6 separate regions of the Mus musculus genome follow, and all the other regions are linked to region 3. The links are chromatin loops, found by intact Hi-C in ENCODE. Cell type or tissue: left cerebral cortex. All regions are shown on one strand.

What was found. Peaks named below come from ENCODE experiments on the same cell type or tissue, not always from the same donor. Only the 100,000 strongest peaks of a DNase experiment are listed, where the experiment ranks them.
Region 1: it touches region 3 in a loop (2.4-fold over the local background); 2 of 42 quality-filtered maps call a loop at or near these places.
Region 2: it touches region 3 in a loop (5-fold over the local background); 12 of 42 quality-filtered maps call a loop at or near these places.
Region 4: a loop joins it to region 3, with 1.9 times the contacts of the local background. A loop is called at or near these places in 5 of 42 quality-filtered maps.
Region 5: it touches region 3 in a loop (2.6-fold over the local background); 7 of 42 quality-filtered maps call a loop at or near these places.
Region 6: a loop joins it to region 3, with 2.6 times the contacts of the local background. A loop is called at or near these places in 5 of 42 quality-filtered maps.

The regions. Positions count from the first base shown.
Region 1 is chr14:66,492,374-66,496,373 of GRCm38, reverse strand. No RefSeq gene overlaps it. Among named protein-coding and RNA genes, the nearest start is that of Gm41184, 22 kb to the right of the region's middle. RefSeq lists an enhancer at 1-3,633. In left cerebral cortex, no CTCF peak of the experiment used is centred here; DNase peaks (open chromatin) are centred at 901 and 1,540; H3K27ac peaks cover 1,423 bases.
Region 2 is chr14:66,783,186-66,787,185 of GRCm38, reverse strand. No RefSeq gene overlaps it. Among named protein-coding and RNA genes, the nearest start is that of Gm5464, 84 kb to the left of the region's middle. In left cerebral cortex, CTCF peaks have their summits at 2,068 (motif pointing right) and 3,400 (motif pointing left); DNase peaks (open chromatin) are centred at 2,082, 2,812 and 3,330.
Region 3 is chr14:66,634,471-66,638,470 of GRCm38, reverse strand. Adra1a (adrenergic receptor, alpha 1a) reads right to left here and starts at 3,220. Exons shown (of 4, transcript NM_001271760.1): 1 at 2,868-3,220; 2 at 11-1,017. The coding sequence starts at 893. In left cerebral cortex, a CTCF peak has its summit at 1,577; DNase peaks (open chromatin) are centred at 1,589, 2,100, 2,627, 3,176 and 1 more place; H3K4me3 peaks cover 3,372 bases; H3K27ac peaks cover 2,970 bases.
Region 4 is chr14:66,422,753-66,426,752 of GRCm38, reverse strand. No RefSeq gene overlaps it. Among named protein-coding and RNA genes, the nearest start is that of Gm41184, 48 kb to the left of the region's middle. In left cerebral cortex, a CTCF peak has its summit at 2,406; a DNase peak (open chromatin) is centred at 2,370.
Region 5 is chr14:66,388,978-66,392,977 of GRCm38, reverse strand. No RefSeq gene overlaps it. Among named protein-coding and RNA genes, the nearest start is that of Stmn4, 47 kb to the right of the region's middle. In left cerebral cortex, a CTCF peak has its summit at 2,014 (motif pointing left); a DNase peak (open chromatin) is centred at 2,005.
Region 6 is chr14:66,375,800-66,379,799 of GRCm38, reverse strand. No RefSeq gene overlaps it. Among named protein-coding and RNA genes, the nearest start is that of Stmn4, 34 kb to the right of the region's middle. In left cerebral cortex, a CTCF peak has its summit at 1,777 (motif pointing left); a DNase peak (open chromatin) is centred at 1,710.

The DNA of each region.
Region 1 (4,000 bases), 140 kb after region 3:
AGCACTTTACCACTGAGCTATAGACCTGCCTCTCTGAACTTCTTTATTTAGAGACAGGCTCTCGCTACATTGCCTAGGCTGGCCTTGACCTCACTCTGTAGCCCATACAGGCTTTGAATTTGCAAGTGTCCTATTGCTACCCCCCACCCCCCACCCCCCACCCCTGAAATTGTAACTGCAATTTCAGGCCAGTGCCACTGGACTCCATCTCTGCACTCTGACAAGTTCTGCATCTTGCTCTTGGCTCTTGCTCATGCAGAAGAAAACTTCTCTGACTACGGCTGAGAGCAGCCTGGGTCTATGAGTATAAGCATAAATATTTAGAAGGCAATTTGATAGTATGGCCGTTTAGCCAAATAAGAGCAGTCAGCTCTATCCTAGGGTCCGTGACTTCCCAGGTATGGGCTTTGGACCAGGGTTTATTTGTTCACTTGGAGATAAGCAAATGTCATAAAAGCGGCACACACATTCTCTACAACTGTAGCTCATCCAGATAAACATCACCTGGTCATGGGACTGCAGTGGAGATCCTGCTTATACATTTTGGAGGATAAGAGAGATTGTCCCAGTCATTGTATCCTCTGCATGCTTCCACTTTGTTATTCTCTCTCTTTATTCCCCTCCCCCCATCCCATGCATTACAGGTAGGTGTGGTTTGCAGGATGTTGGGAATGGGATGGAAGAGAGGCAAGTGGAAAGAAAACCGAGTTTGGGAAAACAAAGCTGTCAAGGGTCAGAGAGCAGAGATTGGCTTTCACTTTTCTTTGGTGTTCTGGAATTCATGTTTTGAAATATTTTGAACCTAAAGGAGATGCACAGGAGACTCTTGGATGTGACAGCATGTTCATTACCTAGTCCATGGTGATAGGGTGGGTGTGTACACATGCCCAAACTCATCAAACTGTAACCAAGTATGTGTGGGTCTTGTGTATGTTCGCTATATTTCAGTAAAACTGTTTATTTGCTTGCTTGCATGTTAAGGAAACTGGTGTGCTGGAGAGATGACTCAGCAGTTAAAAGAAGCACTTACTGAATTGTAGAGGAAGAATTCAGGTTTCTAGTATCCATATTGTTGTGGCTCATAGCAACAAGTAACTCTAGCCCTAGGGGATCTAATGCTCTCTCTTGGCCTTTGTAGGCAAACACACACACACACACACACACACACACACACACAGAGAGAGAGAGAGAGAGAGAGAGAGAGAGAGAGAGAGAGAGAGAGAGAACATATATTCACACAAATACACAATCCTCAAAAATAAAAATAAATCTTAATTTTTTTCTTTCAAAAGATGGAAGTTATAAATGAGCTTAATTTTAAACGGTATTCACTCTTTCATTGAACGCCTGAAGTACCCACTGTGTGTCAGCCCTTTGCTAGACACTGGTGTAGAAGCGAGTTCTCATCTCTGATACATCTATCCACGAATGCACAAAGAGCACAGGGAGCTATCAGTACTGAGCTCTGATGGTGAAGCTTATGATAGGAGCTCCAAGTGCCATGGTAACCGCAGCAGGGGCTGGTCTGGCCTGGGGGCGGTCCCGGGCTGTGACTCATACAGCTATCAGTGACAAGCAGAGCAACCTCCCCCACAGACTTCAGCTGGAGGGGGAAAATCAATTTTCTTTGCCATCACCATCTTATTCACACATGAGTATGCCCTCATTCCTATTCACTTGCTCCTGAAAGCTGTCTCTTTTCAGTGGCTCCAAACACAAAGACTAAACAAAGGCGATTGCAGAAGGGCAGACAAAGCCAGAGAGAGCAAGTCTCATTCTCTGTAAATGCCAGATTTTCTGCATCAGTGGGGCTGCAGCTGTGACAAGCATCAGGCTGTTTCCTAAGGCGAGTATTTCCTAACACACCATGGAAAGAAAATATTAGTATCATCAGGGGGGACAGGCAAATAGGCTCAATTATTATAAAATTTTGTGGATAGACAATTTTTCACAATAAGAGGAATTTGGCATGTTGAATAAACATAGAAAATTATATTGTTAATATAAAGTATGGCCACATTTTTCTGCTTTAATCTACAAGCGGGTGAAGAACTAAGTCCTATTAAGGAATTTATCCTGCTGTTTTGTACGAGCTTCCGAATATAGTTGGCACATAAGGACCAACTATTCAGGTGCAGCAATTTATAAAGTGTCATTTCACCTATTTGGTTGTCCACTATCAAGTGGTCAGCCCAGAAATCATACACAAACAGACAACACTAAATAGACTGAGTAAGTTGTATCCATATATTTAAGAGAGGACAAAGCAGGGAAGGGTCACATGGTCAGATGGGGGAGATGATAGGGAAGCAGGGACCATGGTGTCATTTACACTTTAACTTGTTTGCAAAAGTTAAAAATTAATCTTAAAAAACCCAAACAAACCAACTGTAAGGAAATGTTATTCTGTGCACAGCAATTAGAGACCAAATCAATTCATCGCCTTTGTGTAGGGACTGCTGTGGGGGAGGCTACTTTTCCAAGCTGCTGATAAAGCGTGATGTGACAATCTGATTCACACCAGACTTAATCAGCATGGGCCAGGGAGTGTCTAGTCACCGAGTAGACACAGATCAGTAAATTAATGCCAGGTGAGTAATTAAAAGTGTTTCCTGGGTATGGATGACACCTCTGGACGCAGCATGAAATAGATCCCTTTGTATTCCACACCATGTTCTCTCCCAGCATGCCTCTGGCCTTTAGTCACTGAGAGACTAAATGTCTGCTGCAAAAAGCCTGGAGTTAGGAAATCTATCTATATTCTGGTCTCGAGATTACGGGAAGTTATTTGACCTTAGGAAATGGATAATAAAGTCCTAATGCTAACTTTGGTTTGCCCATCTGCAAAATTAAGGTGTTTAAGGCAGGATCAGGAAAGGACCAGAACAAAGGCATGCAGGTACGAGTCCAAGCGAAATGTCCCCATAGTCGTGCACAATATGATTTACATGTACTGATAAAATTCATGTTGGAATTGAGTCAAGGGATATCGAGAATAGAATTCACATTTATAAACCCATAAAAGCAAGCACAACTGAAAAGCCTATGTCTATGTCTGTGCATGTGTGTATAGATAATGAGACTTCCCTGCAAAAGGAAGTCACTTATTAAAGAATTCTACATCCCGGACATACAAGGACCTTTAAGGACCATGGAGCAATTCAAAGGAGGTAGTTAGAGATTGCTAATATATTAGGTTAACATAGGTTGAATCACTTTTCTAAACAAATGCATAATAGATAGAGAGAAGGCTGATAAATGGGACCCTAGTGTGAGGGCCAGAGGCACAGAATAATAGAGAAGCTTTGTTACTGAGACCTGTATCCAGGAGTAACTCACAGAGCCATCTGTGATGAACTCTAGTTGTAGAGTCCAGGCAGGAGGAGAGGGGAAGCGAGCACACTAAAGCACCACTGATTTGGAGCAAACAGGTGATTTTATTTATCATTTTTAATAATAGCTAACTTATTCAGTCTCTTTAATTGGGGTCTCAGCCATGCCACAGAACACATGGGCATGTCAGAAGAAAGTCTGTGGGAGTCTGTTTTTTCCTTCTACCATGTGAATCCCTGGGAATGAACTCAGGTGGTTAGACTTGGCTACAACCACCTTAACCCACTAAGCCATCTCCCTGGCTCTGAGTAAATGGTTTTAACAATGATTGTGTGTGTGTGTGTGTGTGTGTGTGTGTGTGTGTGTGTGTGTGTGTGTGTGTGTGAATGACTTTGCTTAAATTCTGTCCTTTGTTTTAAATTCATTGCTTTTAGAAGATAGATGTAGGTATGTATTAAAATTTAGCACGGTTACTCTTGTATTCATCAGAAGAGAAATCTCATAAATCATAATTATGAGGTAATCGTGTTTTTTCCCTGTACAATCCCCAAGTTCTCTGCTCCCATCAGTAGTAGCCACTAGAGCATCCCATGTGCTAAGCCCGACAGAGGATTAATCACATCAACACACTGTGTTCATTTCTATGATTATTTGGGAGTTATGTGCT
Region 2 (4,000 bases), 150 kb before region 3:
GCCCCCCCCGACAATTATAAGAAAACATGGATGTCATTAGCTCCCTGGCTTGGGGTTGTCATGTGCCCCTCAGCTCAGCTTCTGTTTGGGGGATGGAGAGTGGATTTGGTTGGATTCATGAATGCACACAATGCCACTGAACCATATGCTTAGAAATGGTTAAAATGGAAACTCTTAGACCGTGCAGTTCTCCTGCAGTGAGTGGAGAGCAGCCTGGGGAACCACATCCACAAAGCCATCGGAAGGGGCAGTGGTGGGTGACTCAAGGGGGATGGGGGAGGGAAGGAGAAGCGGGATAAAGGGACTCTAAGGAGGTGACTTGGGTTTCTGTTGCTTTAATGAAAACACCATGACCAAAAAGCAAGTTGGAAAGAAAGGGGTCTATTTGGCTTACATTTCCATATCCCTCTTCATTGCTGAAGGAACTCAAGCAGGGCAGGACCCTGGAGGCAGGAGCTGATGCAGAAGCCACGGAGAGGTAGGCACTGCTTACAGCTTGCTCCCTTGGCTTGCTCAGCCTGCTTCCTTATAGAACCCAGGACCACAGCCCAGGGATGGCACCACTGGTTGAGAAAATGCCCTACAGCTGGATCTCATGGAGGCATTTCCTTCACTGAGGCTTTTTCCTGCGTGATGATTCCAGCCTGTGCCAAGTTGACACAAACCCAGCCACAGTACAGGTGGTAAAATGATTCTGTCATGGGGGATAAATGACATCCAATGTTTGGACAAACCTCAGGACTATACAGCTTGGAATGAAGTGTGCCTTACACGGGCCTTAGTGACAATAATGCATAAATACTAATTCATCCACTGCAACAGACACACCACACCTGCAAGATGTGAATGATAGGAAACAGAGAAGGAGGTAGAACATAACCTCTACATGCCTTGCTCACTTGAAGACAAAGTCTATTCATTATTATTTATAAAGCCGCCAGAAGAAGACACGTGAGCAAAAAACAAATGTAAGAATTTTGGCACAAGAGGACAGTGGAGGGAAGCCCAAAGGAAAAAACTCTAGGTAAGAATTTACTATTATTAATTATTATTTTTAATTTTCCAAGTACAGATGTTTTGGAAAATTAAAAATGAATATATATACATACAGAATTCTTCAGGCATGAAATGCTGAGAGAGTGTATTGATAGCACTCTCAGCCTGCAGAACTGTCAAAGCAAATCCCTTAGCTGGGGAGAGAATGACATCAGATAGAAATATGAACGCAGAGTGAAGGAGATAGTTGGGAGGGCACCTCAAAATAAAAGACTAAGTGGTGCGTTCCAAAGGCTCACACTAGGCCAGATTCAGGGGTGCATGGGGTAGGCCAAGCAGAACTAACTGCGTTGCTTTAGATCAGTGGTTCCTGACCTTCCTAAAGCTGCGACCCTTTAATACAGCTCCTCATGTTGTAGGGACCCCTCCCCCCAACCATAAAAGTATCTTCACTGCTACTTCATAACTGTAATTTTGCTACTGTTATAAATCATAATGTAAATAGTTTCGGAGACAGAGGTTCGCCAAAAGGGTTGTGACCCACAGATTGAGAACTGCTGGTTCAGATGTTAGTTTCTTCCTTGATCAGGTAAGGTACGGCGTCACTGTGGGTGTGCATCACTGTGGGTGTGCATCACTGTGGGTGTGCCGGTCAGCCTGGGATCCACATGGTGGAATGAGAGGACCAGCTACAGAAACTTGTTCCTTGACCTCCACATACGCGGTGGCACACACCCCTTCCTACATACATAAATAAAAATGCAATGAAAATCCACAGGAAATTATTTTATCATATCTCTGGGGAGTCCGGTCCGAAACGGAGGCCCTGGCTGGGTGGGATTCTTTTGTGTCTCCCTAACTGTGCAAGGCGTGTCTCCCTATGTCTTCCTTCTGTCTATGCCTGTTTGCTTCATCGTCAAAGGACACTAGACATATTAAATTAGGGCCCATCTCAAAGATCTCATTTTAGCGTAAAGCAGTCACAGTCAGAGGGGCTGGGAGTTGGGTCTTCAAAAGACACTTAAGGGTGTCAGCTTAAAGCTATTTGGGCGGTCTGTGGCGTGCTCTGCATCCTGGCCAGCAGAGGGCGCTGATGCCTGCATTGAAGCTTCAGAGAATGAGTTAGAGGAGCATTTCTGTCTTGGAGAAAGCTTCTGGGAGCCCAGCTTGCTCTTGTCCTATGTACACCCAAGTTTCCTTGTGTACCCTACTTCGTTACAAATGGTAAGAAATAAATGGTCATAACCTACTCCCTCTCTCTCCGTGTGTGTGTGTGTGTGTGTGTGTGTGTGTGTGTGAGAGAGAGAGAGAGAGAGAGAGAGAGAGAGAGAGCGCAAACAAGAGCAGGCAATCGGATACACATTGCACACAGGCCAGAGGTTTATGCTGTGTATCCTCTTTAATGGCTCTCCACCTTATCGCTGGGAGCCTGTACTTCACAGATTAGGTTAGGCTGGCTAGCCAGAGACCGCTGGGGGTCCACCCCTGTCTCCTCCCCTCTAGCATAGGGCTTACAGGTCAGGGGTCAGTACTCACCCTTTGCACAGGTTTTGGGAATCCAGACCCAGGTTTTCATGTTTGTGTGGTAAGCACTCGACCGACTGAGTCATCACCTTGCTTTCTATATGTGGGAGCTTCCAGTGTGGTGAAGTGTGTCTGCTGTCTTTGAACCCTTCAATGGCCTTTTCTGTTTCCAGAAAACATTTCTCCCTAGATACCATCTCTCTCAGGATTCTGTTTACTCTCTCTTCCAGCAATTCACACTCTGTCTCCGCCCACCTGGCAATTACCAACAAGTTACATAAATTGGTCTCCTTACCTATCATTGCATGTGGGAGGTAGTTTGCCCTGGGTACATGCCGTCCTCTGTAAAGGACAGAGGCTTATGAAATGCTGTCACAGCAGAACTTTAGAAGTACTGGAAGACAGATAAGAAAGCCCCCGTGAGCATGTCCCACCAAAGCAGCTGCTTTCATTTTGCAGACGGCTTCTCATTTCTTAGTTGTACGGTTATAAGTTTTACTTCTGTATCTGTGAGGATGCATGCAAGAAAGCACAGACGATGTGTGTGGACGACGATTTCATGTAAAGAACAGGCTGCACATGAAACTGTAAAAGTAAAAGACCATGGATGTGAGAGACTGGAAGCTTGAAGGAGGCTCTCTGTGCAGCAGAGACTGACATCATCCGAACCACTCGTGAGACAGCATGAAATGTAGCGTTGTGTAACGTAACGTAGCGTAGCGTAGCGTAGCGCTGGAAGTTTGGGAAGAGTCTAGAAGCTGAAGTAAATGTGGCCACTATGGTGAAGTGTCATTGCTACACAGGGCTGGCAGGAAGGAGGGGCAGAATCCTTCTCCATCCAGCTGATCTCCCTCTACTGCCTCCTACTGGCAGAAGCTAGCAACAAGTCCACTGACAGGAGAAATAGCATTTGCAGGAGTCGAGTTCTTACATTGTAGAGCCCAGGATAGAGGGGAGGTTTTGGAGATGACAGATACGAGTTTAACAGCATAAGTTACCATTTAATCAGCATCCACATTCACGTGTGAGCATCCGAATATCACCAGTAGTAACTGTTATGTTTTGGCCTCATCAGATGACATACCATCTTCATATAAGTAAGACCCAGACTCTCCCCATAAAAGACCAAGAAGCTGAAGTAGCTCCCCGTGGACAAAAATGGAACAATAGGAAGTACAAAATGACTAAGTACACTTTGAACTAGCCAATAGATAACTTAATTTTTTTTCTTTTTGAGGCTATGTCCAACTATGTAGCCTGGGCTAACCTGAACAGACTATGGAAACCAGGCTGGCCGGGAACTCGCAGAACTCCACTTGTCTCTGCCTCTTGAGTGCTGGGACGAAAGGTTTGCAGCGCTATGCTGTTGTGTGACTATTCCTGGGAAGAGGTGAATAAATGTGCACACTCACCCTGGCTGATGACCATTGTCATCAGGAAAGACACCACCAAAATCTACTTTGGTGAACTAATGAGATTA
Region 3 (4,000 bases):
GAACACTCACCAATGGGCATCACGAGGAAGAATGGCAGCCAGCAGAGGACGAAGCATCCCACCACAATGCCCAGCGTCTTGGCGGCTTTCTTCTCTCGGGAAAACTTGAGCAGCCTCACGGAGAAGTGAGTCTTATTCTTGGCACTGCTTACTCCGCTGCCTTCTGCAGGGACATTTTTACGGTGGATACGGAGCGTCACTTGCTCTGAGTCTGACTTGTCGGTCTTGAGGCCGGACTTGAGGCCTCGGCTTTCTCTCTTGGCTACCACGTAGACTCGACAGTACATAACCAGGATGATGGTCAGTGGCACGTAGAAAGAGCCCAGCGCTGAGAACAGCACGTATCCTGGCTCCTCATTGATTTGGCAGATGGTCTCATCCTCCGGAGCCTGCTGCCTCCAGCCGAACAGGGGTCCGATGGAGATGACCAAGGAAAGCGCCCAGACGCAGAGCAGAGCCCTGACGCCCCTCCTCTGGGTGACAATGGTGGGGTAGCGCAGCGGGTAGCTCACACCAATGTATCGGTCGATGGAGATGATGCAGAGGCCCATGATGGACGCTGTGCAGCATAAGACGTCCACCGCCGCCCAGATGTTGCAGAACACCCTGCCAAAGGCCCAGTAGCCCAGGATCTCAAAGATGGCAGAGAAGGGCAGCACGGTGGAGGTGAGGAGGAGGTCTGCCACAGCCAGGTTGACAATGTAGTAGTGAGTCACCGAGTGCAGATGCCGATGACAGGCCACCGAGAGGATCACTAAAATATTCCCCAAGACCCCGAAAATGATGAGGCCCCCCAAGATCACCCCAAGTAGAATGGCCTTAGAAATGTTCACCTGTGCTGGCGGGTGGGTGCAGTTGGAGCCTTCAGAAGCATTTTCAGAAAGAAGCACCATGGTCCCAGGGAGGGGGCAAGGTCGGGCTTTGGACGGCCACCCTCTGGCGGAGGGCGGAAACGTGAGCCTGAGGAAGCCAAGTCAAAAAATCTCCGCTTGGGGGAATCCTGCGGGCTGGGTTGGGCTGGGGGAGGGAGAGAACACACCTGTTGTAAACCGCCTGGAGCAGCTCTGGGAACCCTCAGAGGGCCACGTTGAGGAACAGAGCATTAAAGGAGACATGGCCAGGCGCGCTCTGGGCTTCTGGGGACACCTTCCAAAGGTTTAAAAGGACATGCTGTGAAAGCCACCAGAAATTACAAAAATCCGCTTCTCTGTGCACTCTGATCCATCCTGTGCATCCACGCAATTAGAAATTCACGAGTCTGTGACTAGTCTTTGCTGAAATGGTTAGCTAAGTGTGGCTCAGCCTTCGAAGCTCAAGGCAGGGACGCTGGGCGAATGGGCGCTGCAGCTGACCGGCAGTGACTCTCAACTTGGCCGCCCATCTATGGGATACCGCTAGCTCCAGTTTCTAGGAGTTCTGGCTAGGTAACATGGGTCTGGAATATTTGCTGAGACCGAAGTGGCCCTGGAGCTTCGTTTATCTGAATTCAGCTGAAAATAAAAAACACAAAGAAAAAGGCAGTCCGTGAGCCAGTCGCCCTGGACAGCCAGGCCCTGGGGAGCTCGCCCAGTAACCAGACTCCTGCTGGGAGCCCGCCGCTCTGCAGTCCATGAGTGGCTTTGTGAGGCCCTGACGTAGGCAACACGGGACAAGGGAGGGGACTGCGTGCTCTGTCCCCCTCTGCAGTCCTCCCCAGTCCTCCCCTCTGGGAAGGTGCCTTCGAATGCTTCACCTTGCCTTGGCTGACCAAGTTCAGAATCCAAAACAAAAGCAAGCAAGAGAGAAAAAAAAAAAAAAAAAAAAAAAACTCCCCACCTCAAATAATGACAATAAAACCCCAAGCTGCAGTAGCTGGAAGCTGAATTTCGAGAGATAGGTTGGAGAAAATAAAGCCCCGAAACGCCCCCTTCCTGCATCACCACCTCAGCTCCACATGCTCGACTGCAGCTGCGGTTGTCGCACAGAGGCAAGCCGGTAGAATCTCAGGGGTGGTGTGGGGATCCTCCGTGTCTCCCTTAGAACAGGTTGCACCATAGTCACCTGGAGAGGGCGGTCTGGGAGTGCGAACCTCGGAGAGCACGGAACCGCAGGGCCGCGCGTACGCTTTCTCCCGCGGAATTTGCGCTCGTGGGAGCAGAGCGCGCGGGTCTGCCTACCAGCCAAGTCACCCTCGAGAAAGAGCTAGGTTCCCAGCAAAGCCAATTCCCAGAGCTAAACAGGGCCCGGATGGATTCAGGCAGGATCTTCAAGGGGCGACCGCTGTAGGGATTCCAGTCTCAAGCCACACCCGGGCTTTCTGGGAGACCTGGGTGGGAGCGCATTATTCCTCGGACCAGGCTTTGTGAGTAGCAGTCACTGCGGATTCCCTAAGGGACTTAAAAAAAAAAAATCAAGTCCCCATGCCAGCAGTCGGGGAAGCCTGGGATTTTCTGGGCTAGGGTTCACGATCTGCCTAAATAACCCGATTTCTACACTGCAAAAGGACCAGACCAGGAGATGTAAGACAGAGGTTTGGGGCTTCGGGACCTGCATACTTTGTCTTTTGGGGTACAGCCCTAAGACTGAGATCTCAGGAGCAGGCTGCTGTGAAAACAATCACAAGTTCAAGCCCTCACAGGTGATAACCAAACCACACCAACACTGCGGAACCCGCTTTCTCCCACTTGGGGTCTATATATGGGTTAAAATGACACTTGTTAACTAGAAGGTAACTTCCCATGGCAAATCAGGGAAACCTGGTGGTTTGGGGTGCTGGTTTCAAAGCCAGTCCCAAAGCGGAGAATCGAGGCTAAGTCCAGGGGCACACCAGCCCACCCCACAACTCGGCCCTGCGGGATGCCGGCGCTCCGCACCGCTGCGCTACTCACCTGCTGCGCGGCTGCGGAGGCCCTGGCGCCAGGAGAAGCGGACCTTCAGTCCTCGCAGAGCCCTCTGGTTCTCTGCAGGAGAACAGGGTCTCCAAAGACCAAGACCCAGTCCTTAGCACCCGCTGACTCACCCCACCACTGCTGAGCCCTCAAACTCCGGGCTCGCTTCTTGCTTCTCCTGGATATTTTAAAATAAAGACTGAAAACAGAGAAAAGAAATGACAAATACAGCGATCCAATAACTCCACGATCACCAGTTTGATATTCAGTTCCTGGACACAGAAAAGAGCGGCTCGGAACTTTGCAGCTCGGGTTGACGTAGTACAGGCAGGCTGTAGCCTAGCGAGTACCGTAATCTCCAGCTGTTACCGTATTCCTCTGCAGCAACCCGCACATTTCGTAAAATTCGGGGTTACTGTCCTTCTCCTTCTTATTTAAAAAGTGGATTTCGTCTCTCTCCCTTCCTGTTTCTCTGTCCCATTTCGATCTCTACTTCCCGTTTACCCCTTCCTCTTTTTTACCCTCATCCCTCCACGCTTGATACTGATCCCCCTCCCTCTCCTTCCCTTCTCTGGGTTTCCCCTATCAATAGGCTGATAAATACATTAAAGAACAAAACCAAATAAAAAACCAACCAACCAAAAGCAGACTCCCTTCCAAGTTCTTACTGAATAGATAATGTGCTCACGGAAATTCCCCAAAGGTTACTTTGAAAAGTTTAGTCCAACTCCCGGCCCGGTTTATTTCAGTCAAGAAGTCGCCTGGCAATGGTGGTAGTGGCATGCCTTTAATCCCAGCACTTGGGAGGCAGAGTTCAAGGCCAGTCTGGTCTACAGAGTGAGTTCCAGGATAGCCAGGACTATACAGAGATACCCTGTCTCGAAAAACCACAACCACAACCACAACCAAAACCAAAAAAAAAAAAAAAAAAAAAAAAAAGGAAGTGTGTGGCTGGTGGTGGCAAATGTGTAGGTGCTTGACATTATTTGCAGATGTTTAAAAAGTACACAAGCCCAGAGAAAGCTCCTTAGACTTGGTTGCAGTAGTTCAAGGAAAATAAAGTCTTTTAAAATATGACCCACCTTTCATTTGGTTACACGGAGTTTTAAAAACTATATGCTCTCAAGGCAATC
Region 4 (4,000 bases), 210 kb after region 3:
CCACATCATCGGAAATCCTGTCATGAGTATTGACCTTTGTGTGTAAGCCCCATCTCCTCATCTCCCTGGAGGACAGGAAAGCAACAGGAAACTTCCTGCATGCCTAAACTCCTGCCCCACACCAGACACTCAACCTGTGTTCAGTTCGGCCAGAGGCTAATTCATTCAGCCTCCACAGCTAGTCATTCTGATGACCCACGGCGCTTCTCAGGGGGGCATCATTTCCATTATAAACATTTCCAACTCATTAGCCAAATGTTACTTGGTCCCAGAGGGTCACTGGCTAAGTCGGAACTGTGCTGTGGCATATGAGGATGGAGCAGGGTGAGTAAAGGAGGGGTGTAAACCCTCTGTTAGCTTGAACCTACAGCTTCGAGCAAAATTTAAAAAAAAAATGTTTTGAGTACATCTTTTCCCCTGACCTTCTACCACTAGCTATTGTTTCAAATGCAAACGTTCCCAGATCAGCAGAGTGATTTAGCCAATCTGCTTGACCCATGACCAAGTGAGAACATGGCTCACTGAGAAAGTTTCCAGGGTATTTATTTCCTGGTTGGATAAATCAATCATTTTCCATGAGCATTTCCACAATAGATACCTGAGGACCACATTTCTGTAAGCATCTCTTAACACAGTCAAAACAGAAAGCACCCTGAACGATAAATATGGTAGGTTAAAGCAAAGAGCATCTCACACCACACCACCCTGCCTTGAGATCCCTGTACTCCTTAGCAATCTGCAAACAGTCGTAACAGATTAATAGTAGCCATTTTCAGTATTTTAGAAGGACAAAATGATAAAGACCTTTGAAAGTAGAATTTTCTAGAATTATCCATTCCATTGATGTGGCGACTAAAGGTACTTATAGTCCCCTCTTCATTCTAGAAGTATTTATTTGAAGGACTCAGGATCCATGAAGCAGGCAGGAGAAAGGATACAGCAAGGTGCCTATATATGATACTGTGCTGTTACAAGCTCACTGAACATTTGAAATTGCTGTGATTAAAAAACGCTCATGGAAACAAGATGCATCCCTCATTATATAGCCCAGAAGCAATATTAACTCCAACACTAGCTCTCTTCATTTGGTCTAGTGTCAGAGCTGGCTCCTCGGGAGCTGGGATGGTTAACTCTAAATGCTGTCTATTTTGAATGAATAAAATGTCACACTGATATACACTCTATATACTCTGTTTTCATAATACATACACTAAATTTTCATAATAATGTGACCAAAAGAGTAGACATTAGAAGGAGAATCTGTGTTTGTAAAAGTTAAAGCCAATGCTCTCTAGCAGATAGCCACAAATAAGATTCCACTTCTGGTTGTTAATTTAGTGAAGGAAGGGCTCAGCTGCCTCATTAGGCAGGAGAAGAACAAAGACCTAAAAAGTAGCTCATGGTCACAGAACCGTTTGGAGACAAGAGCACATTCCCAAACCAGATCTGTGTCCAATAAAACACAGCAAAGCATCCACAGGCAACTGGAGGCTGGAGCAGGAGGGGAGTGGCATGTCCTCTACTAACCTCAGCCTAAGAGAAGAGCAAGCACGGCAGGCACTTCCTTCTCATCATAGCAGAACTTCAGGTAAAACAGTTTCCTTTCAACCTCAAAGCCAACTCGGTCTGAGGAGTCTTTTCCAGTGCATGGATTCTAAACAATCACCATTAGCTAGTGAGAACAACTCTAAAGAGCCATTCTATCTATGACGTTTGCTCTTGACACCCTCGAAATCAGCCACTAATGTCTCTTGTCTTAGGGACCTACACATTGAAGCAGTCATGGCTCAGCCCATGCTGTTACAAAGCTTCCTGCCTGTATGTTAATATTAAATCTATAACAGACATTACACTGTTGCCTTTGATAGATCTGCAACCAACTAAGGGACACACGCACCTAGTCCTGTGAGGACATTTCCTAGAAAGACTAACGGAGGGGAGGAGGTCATCCCTGAAAGTGGGTGGCGCCTTCTGACAGGTGGCTAGACACAAAGAGGTCAGAGGAGAAAGCGATGTTACCTGACTGCCCGACCGTCACTTTTTGCTAATGAGTGCATCTACAATTGCTGCTGTTGCCACTACCATCCTTCCTCTATGTCCAACTCCAAATTCTTCAGCCTTCGAATGCAACTGAAGTCAAGCAACTGCAGGAATCTCCCAGGTCTCCACTATCACAGCAGCACTGCCGCGACATCTGAGAGCTACGCAGCTGCAAGGGGCTTGGCTTTTGGCAGTATGGAGGCAGCCACTGTTGGACAATCCAGCCTGCACCATGAAGCCATTCTAGTAAAGCTGCTTTTACAACAAATATACGTTTTATCAGGTCTATTCCTCTAGAGAATTCTGCTTAAGGCAGCTTACAGGAGCCTCAGTAAAGAGCTGAGCCCAGTGCTGGGGCGCCCTCTGTACTCAAGTAAGAAGCTGACAATGCATTCATTAGGTTGGTATCTCCATTTTCAATTCCTAATTAATGCGACAATGGCTGCACTCCCTGCTGGGGACACTCGGGGAGCTGATTTGGAGGCTCTCAAACAATGCCAATCAACCATCTCAGCAAGCACCATCTCAGCACATTAAATGACATTTTCTAAGATATGCTAAGAAGCACGTGTGACTTTCAATGCTCCTTTAGAAACTTCCTCGTACATTTCCCCCTATCCTTTCCATGTAGAAAAACAAACTTAAATGTCATCACATCAATTAACAACCATCTGACAGGTCCATAGAAAATGGCATTTTCAGGGATGCCAGTCAGCTTTGAAACTCCTGCAAAGCTGTCCTTCTAACAGGTCTCCTTCCCATCCCTCTCTTCCTTCCCAGGGAGATGTTTATCACTGATAATTAGCTTCCTTCCTCAGTAACTGACTATGTACAGTGAATTCCATAATGAGCCCATCCTTACTGGACCTAACAAGTCAAGGTAAAGAGTCTACACACTGAAAATACAAACCTAACTGAGCAGAGATCTCACTGCCGTAGCTGGGGTCTATGTAACAGTGTAATGTCTGGGGTCTACATACTTGGTATGTAGCAGACAGTAGGATAATATTTAAATAATTTTGAATCTCAAATAAAAAAAAAGCCTAGGGAAATCTTAGCAAGAGAACGTTTTCAGCAAATTTGTCCCTCAAAACGCAAGCTACAATCATTTCGTTGCAGCCTCGTAGGTTAGGCAGAAGTAAATGAATTCTTGACACAAACGGTCGCTCAGAAACATGATGAAATAGATGATGTTTAATGAACTATTAATATGGAGTTCTGCAGCAGAGGCTGTTACCAGTGAGGTCGCTGCCATCCCAACTGTTAGGTCCCTCTGACACAGATGTTTATTGCAACACTCTCCCATATGCAATATGTTAAGATACTTGAAATGCATTAATTAATTCTGTCTTTCTTACTAAGATTTAACTCTGAGAATAAAAATCAATTAAAAGCTGCAGTAATTGTACAATTGCGAGTCATAAGCTGTTTAATCATTCATAATCATTTCAGCCAATAAATGTGCTAAATGAGAGGAAAGTGGATGGTGCACTTCTATGAGGCTTTTAGGATAGCTCTATGGCTTTCCACCTACCAAGAAGCTGTTCTGAAATTGAAAGTGGAATAATAATGCAGCAATATGAAATTATATATATATATATATATATATATATATATATATATATATATATAATTTGAGCTAATTACAAAATATTTCAGTTAGCAATTTCTAAGCCCTAGTACTTTAACTATAGCTAGCACACCAGGATGTCACTTCTTCATTCTCTGAGATGAAACTAGAGAGATGGTTTAGCCATTAGAAGCCCTTGCTGCTCTTGCAGAGGACCTGAGTTCAGTTCCCAACGCCCATGTCAGGTGACTTGTGTAACTTCAGCTCCAGAGGCTAAGGTTCCTGGACCTAACTTGGTATGTAGCAGACAGTAGGATAATATTTAAAACCTGGGATCCAGCGAGATGGCTCAGAGGGTAAAGGAGCTTACCTCCAGTCCCAGTGACTTGA
Region 5 (4,000 bases), 250 kb after region 3:
AGAATATCTCTAAGGCTATAGTGCAAAGCATTAAAATGGGAATGCCTATATTCCAGACTGGACAAGCTGCCTTGCCTCAGACTTTTAGAATTTGCAGAATAGAAAACATGAAGACTGGAACCTGCCTTCAAAAACTTCAATCAAATGGAGTTGTTATAATGGCCCTCCTCTTTCCTTTAACGTGACCAGCTGTCTATCCCTACTCAATCATGGACTGGTCTGGAAATCAATCCAATACTGGACAAGCAAATGTCAGTGGGCATTTGGAAGGCAGGTTCTAGACATTTTGAGAGACATGTCTGGAGATTGGCAGCTGTCTTGTACGATGTTATGTTTGCTGTAGATAAAAATGGAACAGGTTGGGGTTGGAGAGATGTCTTAGCAGTTAAGAGCACTGACTGCTCTTCCAGAGGTTCTGAGTTCAATTCCCAGCAACCACATGGTGGCTCACAACGATCTGTAATGGGATCTGATGCCCTCTTCTGGTGTGTCTGATGACAGCTATAGTGTACTCAGATAACTAAATAAAAATCCTTTCAAAAATCAAATATTTAAAAGAAAAAAAACTTACAGCAACAAATAAAATTATCTAACAAAGACCTAGAGTATTACTAGGGAAAAGAGATTCTCTAATTAGACATATATGACTTTATATAATAAGTGTAAGATCATAAAAACCTGTGTTCTCAAAGAGTGCTGTTCCATTGATATTCAGATCAAAGCTTGAGGTTTCTATGCACAAAGAGAATTCAAGAGCATCAAGCAGATGGTTAGCACCCCTCATTAGGAGTAGGAGCTTATTCATAAAATACAGTTATTCATTTCATTTGACACACACAAAAAAATCAAACATGGAGAATTGAAACATAATTCCAAATAGACCTTTTAAAAAAGGAACAGGTTTTGTGATTAAGGTGAATGTAACATCCTGTGTTACCCCACCTAATCTTCTATTAGTTGGGAATGTTACCTTTGATGTAGGCTCTGATAATGAGTACAATGTTTCTAGACTCAAGGCTTTCATTTCTGACCCACTGCAATGGTGACAGTGAGAGTCCTTGCTCGTAATAAAGACCCTTATGTGTTTGCATTGGAATTGGCTCCTCAATGGTCTCTGGGGTCCCTGTGACCTGGACATAACATCTTGGTGCATTGGCTGAGAACCCTAAGACCCCCAGTACTCCCAACCAAAGGGACAGGAGGCCAGCTGGTAAAGACATGCCTCATTTTTGGTCTTTGTGTCAGTGTCTTGTCTGTCAGATTCGTGTGTGTGTGTGTGTGTGTGTGTGCGCGCGCGCGCGCCTTGACTGCCTGATTTTTCTTGATTATTCATGGCAGGAGACAACTAAAGCAGACATGGAACCTGTACTGGCTAGTTTTGTGTCAACTTGACACAGCTGGAGTTATCACAGAGAAAGGAGCTTCAGTTGAGGAAATGCCTCCATGAGATCCAACTGTAAGGCATTTTCTCAATTAGTATCAAGGGGGAAAGGCCCCTTGTGGGTGGGACCATCTCCGGGCTGGTAGTCTTGGTTCTATAAGAAAGCAGGCTGAGCAAGCCAGAGGAGGCAAGCCAGTAAAGAACATCCCTCCATGGCCTCTGCATCAGCTCCTGCTTCCTGACCTGCTTGAGTTCCAGTCCTGACTTCCTTGGTGATGAACAGCAGTATGGAAGTGTAAGCTGAATAAACCCTTTCCTCCCCAACTGCTTCTTGGTCATGATGTTTGTGCAGGAATAGAAAACCTGACTAAGACAGAACCCCCGCTACATTGGACATTCTGGAGGATCATAGCCAAAGAAGCTTGGAAGTCATTCCAAAGCCTAGCATAAAGGACTGAGTGCCCCTGGGGTATGGAGTGTCCCTGGTGTTAATATCTGGGAAGGATGGCGTGGGCATGGAACCCGCTAGCAGATATGGAACCCTGCTATACCCCTCACTACCTTAGCCCTGTCTTCATTTTTTTCCTCCATAAAAGTGGAGGAATCTGCTGGCTAGCCTTTACCACCCCCTTGTGGCTGTCTGTTTTGTGCGAGGCACTTTACTATTCTGTAACTGAGACAATCAACTCAGTCTTAGGGCATTTTAAGGAGATCAAGGTCCACAGACACAATTTGTCAGTGAAGATTAGAAAAGGGAAAATGGAGACCTTTTATAAATCTGAATGGCCTATTTATGATGCAGTATGGACCCCTGAAGGTACCTTCCAACTAGATATCATCCTGGAAGTCCACAGATAGGTCTTTGCACATTGGCTGGGGCACCCCAATCAAGTGCCTTATATGTGGTCTGGGAGGACTTAGTTTCTAACCCCTCACCTTAGGTTAAATCCTTCTTACCAATGGGACCTAGACTCAGTGATTGGCCATAACAGAATGATCTCAGCGACAGCCGTCAGGGCAGAACCAGGCTGCAATTAAACCTTCAGACCCTCTCTACCCTGTTTTACAGGCTAGAATGAATGAAGACCTCATTTCCCCCCTCCCTATCGACCCATTTCCTAGCCCTTACAGGACCTTTTTATAGAAGAAGGAGCTTCACTGGAATCCCTGGTCCCTGCCATAAAGCCTTCTCACCACAGAAGAGCCAGGACCCACCTGAGGAATGCAGAGTAGAAAGGGAGCACGCAGAAGAATAAACAGTTAGGCCTGACTCTAAAGTCTTCCCACTAAGAACTAAGAGCTTCCCGGCCCAGGACCAAGACAACCAGCCTCACATCTATTGGTTTTATTGTTTTGGGGTTTTGTTTGTTTGTTTGTTTTTTCTTTACTACTAGTGACTTATATAATTGGAAATCTCAGAATGGCCCCTTTTCAGAGAACCCCTGTGCCTTCCTTGATAACCCTGCTATAAACTGCCCTTTTTACCCATCAGCCCACTTGGGATGACTGTCAGCAACTATTACAGGTCCTCTTTACAACAGAAGAGAGTGAGAGAGAATCCAGACAGAGGCCAGGAAATTGTTTCCTGGTGTCTCTGGGGTCCCTACCACTGAGCTGATTTAAATCAATGAGGAGTTCCCTACCACTTGCTCTGATTGGGATTGTAATACTGCTGAAGGTAAGGGGAGACTCCTTGGTCACCACCTGTGAAGGTTTGAATATGCTTGGCTCAGGGAGTGGCATTATTTGGAGGTGTGCCCTTATGGGAGTAGATATAGCCTTATTGGAGGAGGTGTGCCACTGGGGGCATGGACTTTAAGACTCTCATCCTAGCTGCCTGGAAGCCAGTCTTCTCCTGTTTGCCTTCAGAACAAGATGTATAACTCTCAGCTCCTCCTACACCATTCCTGCCTGGATGCTGCCATGTTCCTGACTTGATGATAAAATGGACTGAACCTCTGAACCTGTAAGCCAGCCCCAGTTAAATTTTGTCCTTATAAGAATTGTCTTGGTCATAGTGTCTGTTCACATTAGTAAAACCCTAACTAAGACACCACCAGACTTGATTGGGGTATCTCAAGGCTGAAGCTTGCAAGCTAACCAATTTAGGCAACGTATATAATATTAGACAGGGACTGGAAGAGAACAGCTGCCTTCCTTGGAAGAGTCATGGAAACATTTAGGCAATACACTCATGGATCCCGAGTCTCAGGAAGCAAAGGCAGCAGTAGCCATGGCATTTAATAACCAGTCTGCTCCAGATATTCGCAGAAAACTTCAGAGAGTTGAGAGACTTGGAGAAAAGAGTCTCCAGGATTTAGTGGCCATGGCAGAAAAGATTTTTTACAATAAGGAAAGTGCTGAGGAAAAACAGGTAAGGGCTGAGAAACAGCAGAATCAGAACCTAGACAAGATCATGTTAGCAGCAATGGCTGAGCCTGAGCATCGGAGAGGGTGCCCCAAACAGCCGAATAAAGATGAAGGTAAGAGAGGACCTAGAAAAGGGGACATTCGCCCCTAGCTCGGCAAAAGTCAGTGTGCCTAAAGGAGATACAATATGTCCTCCTCATAGGAGGACTATGTCCTCATAGGAGGTAAGAGATGGCTATTCCAAGCCAG
Region 6 (4,000 bases), 260 kb after region 3:
TCCTCTTCCTCCTCCTCCTCTTCCCTCTTCCTCTTCCTCTTCCTCCTCCTCCTCTTCCTCCTCCTTATTTCTTTTGAGGATAATTTGATTCTTGTACAAATATTGCTGCCTTTGTTTGACTTTGGATTTGGACAAACCTAGAGTCAAAAAATGTCCCCTTATTTATACTTTACAAGTTGTCCCATATGAGGCAAGGCACCTCCAGCCTTCATCTCTTCTTGGTAAAATGGGGCTGGTAAAACCCATCTAGTGGGCTTTAAGGCTTAAACTTAATCAAGGATTCAATAAATAGCAAAGTGACTGACAAGGAGCTGGACACTTGGTTACTGTTGCCTGTCTTTTAAATGTTCCTGCTCCTCTCATGGTCCCCTAGCAATAAAATCCAGTGGCCTTCCGGAGTGTAAAGAGGGGTAAGTCACAGGAAACGCCTTCAACATTTGGAGTGGGTCTAAAACATTATCAGCCTAGCCAAGAGTGTCAACTGGTGCATTCCTAAAGCTGTTGGCAGCCACTGCCCTAGTGGACTAGGGCAATTGTTCTTTCCACAGTTTGAGAGGACCAGACCTCCCTTTTCACAATGAAGTGCAGGGAGGGTGACTCCCCTCCCCCACCCGAGAGGCAGTATGTGTGAGCAAATTCTCAGTCCTTTTTTTTGTTGTTGTTTTTAAAAATCTCTTTTAATAAGTTCTGTTTTATGATCAATCACAAGTAGGTTATTCATGGGAGAGGAGGTGCCTCTCTGGGGAAAATACACTAGCAGAAGATTGAATTTAAAGCATCAGAAACGATGTGACAAGATGTAAAATAATACTATGCTAACCTACAAATGACTTATTAATGCTGTGGGCCATGTCTGGGGCGTGGCCTCATTTACCCAATAAAATTTATGGATGGATAAAGACATTAACAATGAATAATTTCAGTCTGTGGTATCCATGGATACATAGCTCAATTGGAAACCATTTCTTAGGAGTTCATAGGCAGCCATTAATAACCATTGAGTCTTGGCCACACAGCCTTTGACAGGCTAGCTTATCAGAGCTCCACGCCTTGCTGGAGAGACTTATGTGAGCGCAAGGCTACAAGGAAACCTACACTTAATGAATGTCTATTAACGTCTTGAGGAGAAGATGAGGAGTGATTAGCTGAGAGAGTTAATGAATTGTCTGTTTAAGTGGGTTTACGAGGCAAATGAGCGTGTGGAGGTGAAATAGGACATCCAAAGACGTTCTGGCTCAAGTACACTGTGAACCTCTAAAGCATGAGCATGCAATATTTCCCGAGCTTGTCAGATGAATGGAGCCTTTCTTCTCAGAGAATTTTAATGAAAACCACATTGAGAAATGTGGGGAATGGAGATAAAACATACAGAAAATGTAAACAAGTCAGATAAATATGGTGCACTTGTGTGCATGCATACAAATTGTGTGTGTGTGTGTGTGTGTGTGTGTGTGTGTTTCTCTCAACAGGATACTTTTATCCCATAAATAACAACAGCAGCAGAATAGCTTCCTAAGCAGGCTGCACCATACAGCATTTGCATGACCTCAGTTTGCCTGCCATTACCATCAAAGGAAGAAGCAATCCGATAGCTCATTGGCATCAGCTCTTGCAAAGCTATAAACATCCCAAGACCCCTCGTCACCATGGCAACCTTATCCCTAATTACCAACTGTAACAGCTATGGTTGCAGTCGCCTCTTTTGTGCAAATTTGTCCTGGAGAATTCTGGGCGGTTCCCGTAGTAGAAACAGTACGAACGCCACCTGCTGGTCATATTCCTGTACTGCGCTAGCTCCCTGTGATCTCTGGGGTCCAAAGTCAAAGCCAAGAAAATAAAGCAAGATGAACAATCATCAACTCCAGAAAAGGGGTTCAGGGAGTGGGGGAGGTTTGGGGGAACGAGGGGTCACGAGGGAAAGTGACTGTGTGTAATTTTTACAAAAATAAACTTCCGTTCTTATCTTAATAAAAGTAAGGGTCCTGGAAACAGTGACAAATCTTCAAAGCATGATAGAAAGCTGAGATGGGAACATAAAAATTTGAATGTGAAAACACATGTGTTTGATATTAAGAAATGTATTGGAGTCCGTGTGAACTCCTAGCAGAGACCTGCTTTAAGTGCATTAAATACTGTCAACTTGCTTTAAGATGGCAGTGTAGAAGCTGGGGAGACCCTCACCTGCAACCCCTGCACTTGAGAGGCTGAGACAGGGAGGAACTGGCATTGAAAGCCACCTGATGAGTGAGATGCAGATAAGCCTGTGAGATGTAGCAAGACCCTACTGCATAAACTTAAATGGCAAAATGTGTCTAGAAAACTGCTAAGTGTGATTATCAGATATGAAGATACACCAGACTGTCACAGACCAGCTTAGGGAAATTAAAAATCGGAGCCCTGGGGTGGTGGGGAGGAATGCCCATAAATTCCCCTGGATGCTTATTCGCTTAGGATAAAGTCCTATCATCTATCGAAAAATGATACTATTAACATATGTTCTCTTTATTTTGTTATTATTCTTTCTCCTGTTTCCTCTGTAGTAAAAACATTTCTGAATTTGTATTACACAATGGTTAAAATTGGTTTTTTCTATGTTGATTCCTATGCATGTCAGAATTCTGATGTGCAGCATTCTCTAATGTCAGTATTTCTGTGTTTCTTTCTTCCTCCTCTCAGCCCACATTGTGTCTTAGTTCTTGTTACCCTTGTCTTTGATTTGCTTCATGGCTTCTTGAATTTCCACCGCAGAATCTATTGACATTGGTTTTCTTTTCCTTTTATATGAAAATTACCATTTCTCTCAGAGTAGCCCACCTGCCTGTGCAACTAAGTGTAATGAGAGCCATTATTTGGTGCTTTGATCTTTTTTCACGATTCTTATTGGTTTGGGCGGGGGGGGGGGGGGTTGGGGTTTAGAGGGACAAGGTCTCAGTCTGTCCCCGTGGCTGACCTAGAACTTGTGAACCTCTGCCCCAGTCTTCTGGATGCTGAGATCACAAAGGCACATGGCTGCCTTAGGCTTCTGAGATCACATACACACACACACACACACACACACACACACACGGGGGGGGGGGGGAGTGGGGAGTTAGCAGGCCTCTGTGCAGGTTTTTCCCGTGTGTTTACACATCTTTGAACACAAATAGTTTCTGTGCCCCGAGGTGGAAAATTCTCCTTTAACCCTTTCAGTGCCCTAGAATGTCTGAAGAACCATCGGCTCCAAGACATACAACAGCGATGCGCTCCGCCACCCAGTGATGCACACAGCCTAGGTGACAGAAAGTGCAAGGGGAACACCCACAAGGAAAAAAGAACCCTAGAGTAACCCCAGAGGCAAATCCTCCTGATCCATCCACTGTGTGCCTCAGCAACATTTCCTCCCACAGATCCTGTGCTGGTTTTAAAGGTTGGTGTCCCCAGAGGGCTGCCTGAGGCCTTTCCCTTGTTTATGGTGTGTTGTTTGGTTTGTTTCATTTGTTACTATAACTCCAGGAGGTTTGACCTTTCTTAAAATGAGAGCACTCAGGCCAATCATTCAGTCCCAGTGAAGCTGAGCTCCAGTAGGGAAAAGGCCACAGCCCTTGAAGTTTCTCGTGGGAAGGAGATAGGGCCTTTATTTGCCTTTTTCATTAGTTTGACTATATTTTATCTGTTTGTTGTTTTGTTTTGTTTTGTTTTGTTAGTATACGAAGTGATTGGTCTCACTATGGGATCCTCAGACATACTTTGATGTGTGAATCCTTGTCCCTGTCTCCTCCCCTGCCCCATTTCCCACCCCCTCCTCCACACTCTCACCCCTTCTCTGACTCCCTTACTCCCTCCTCCTCCTCCCCCATCTCTCTCTCCTCTCCACCTCCTTCTCAGTCCCCTCATCTTTCATGTCTTGTTCTGTAATCCTCTTTCTTCCTCTTCTCTCAACCTCCCTTAATATCTTTTCCCCTCTCGTGGGTCCCATTCTAGTTCCATGACCCATACACACACCCTTACGCTGAGACACACA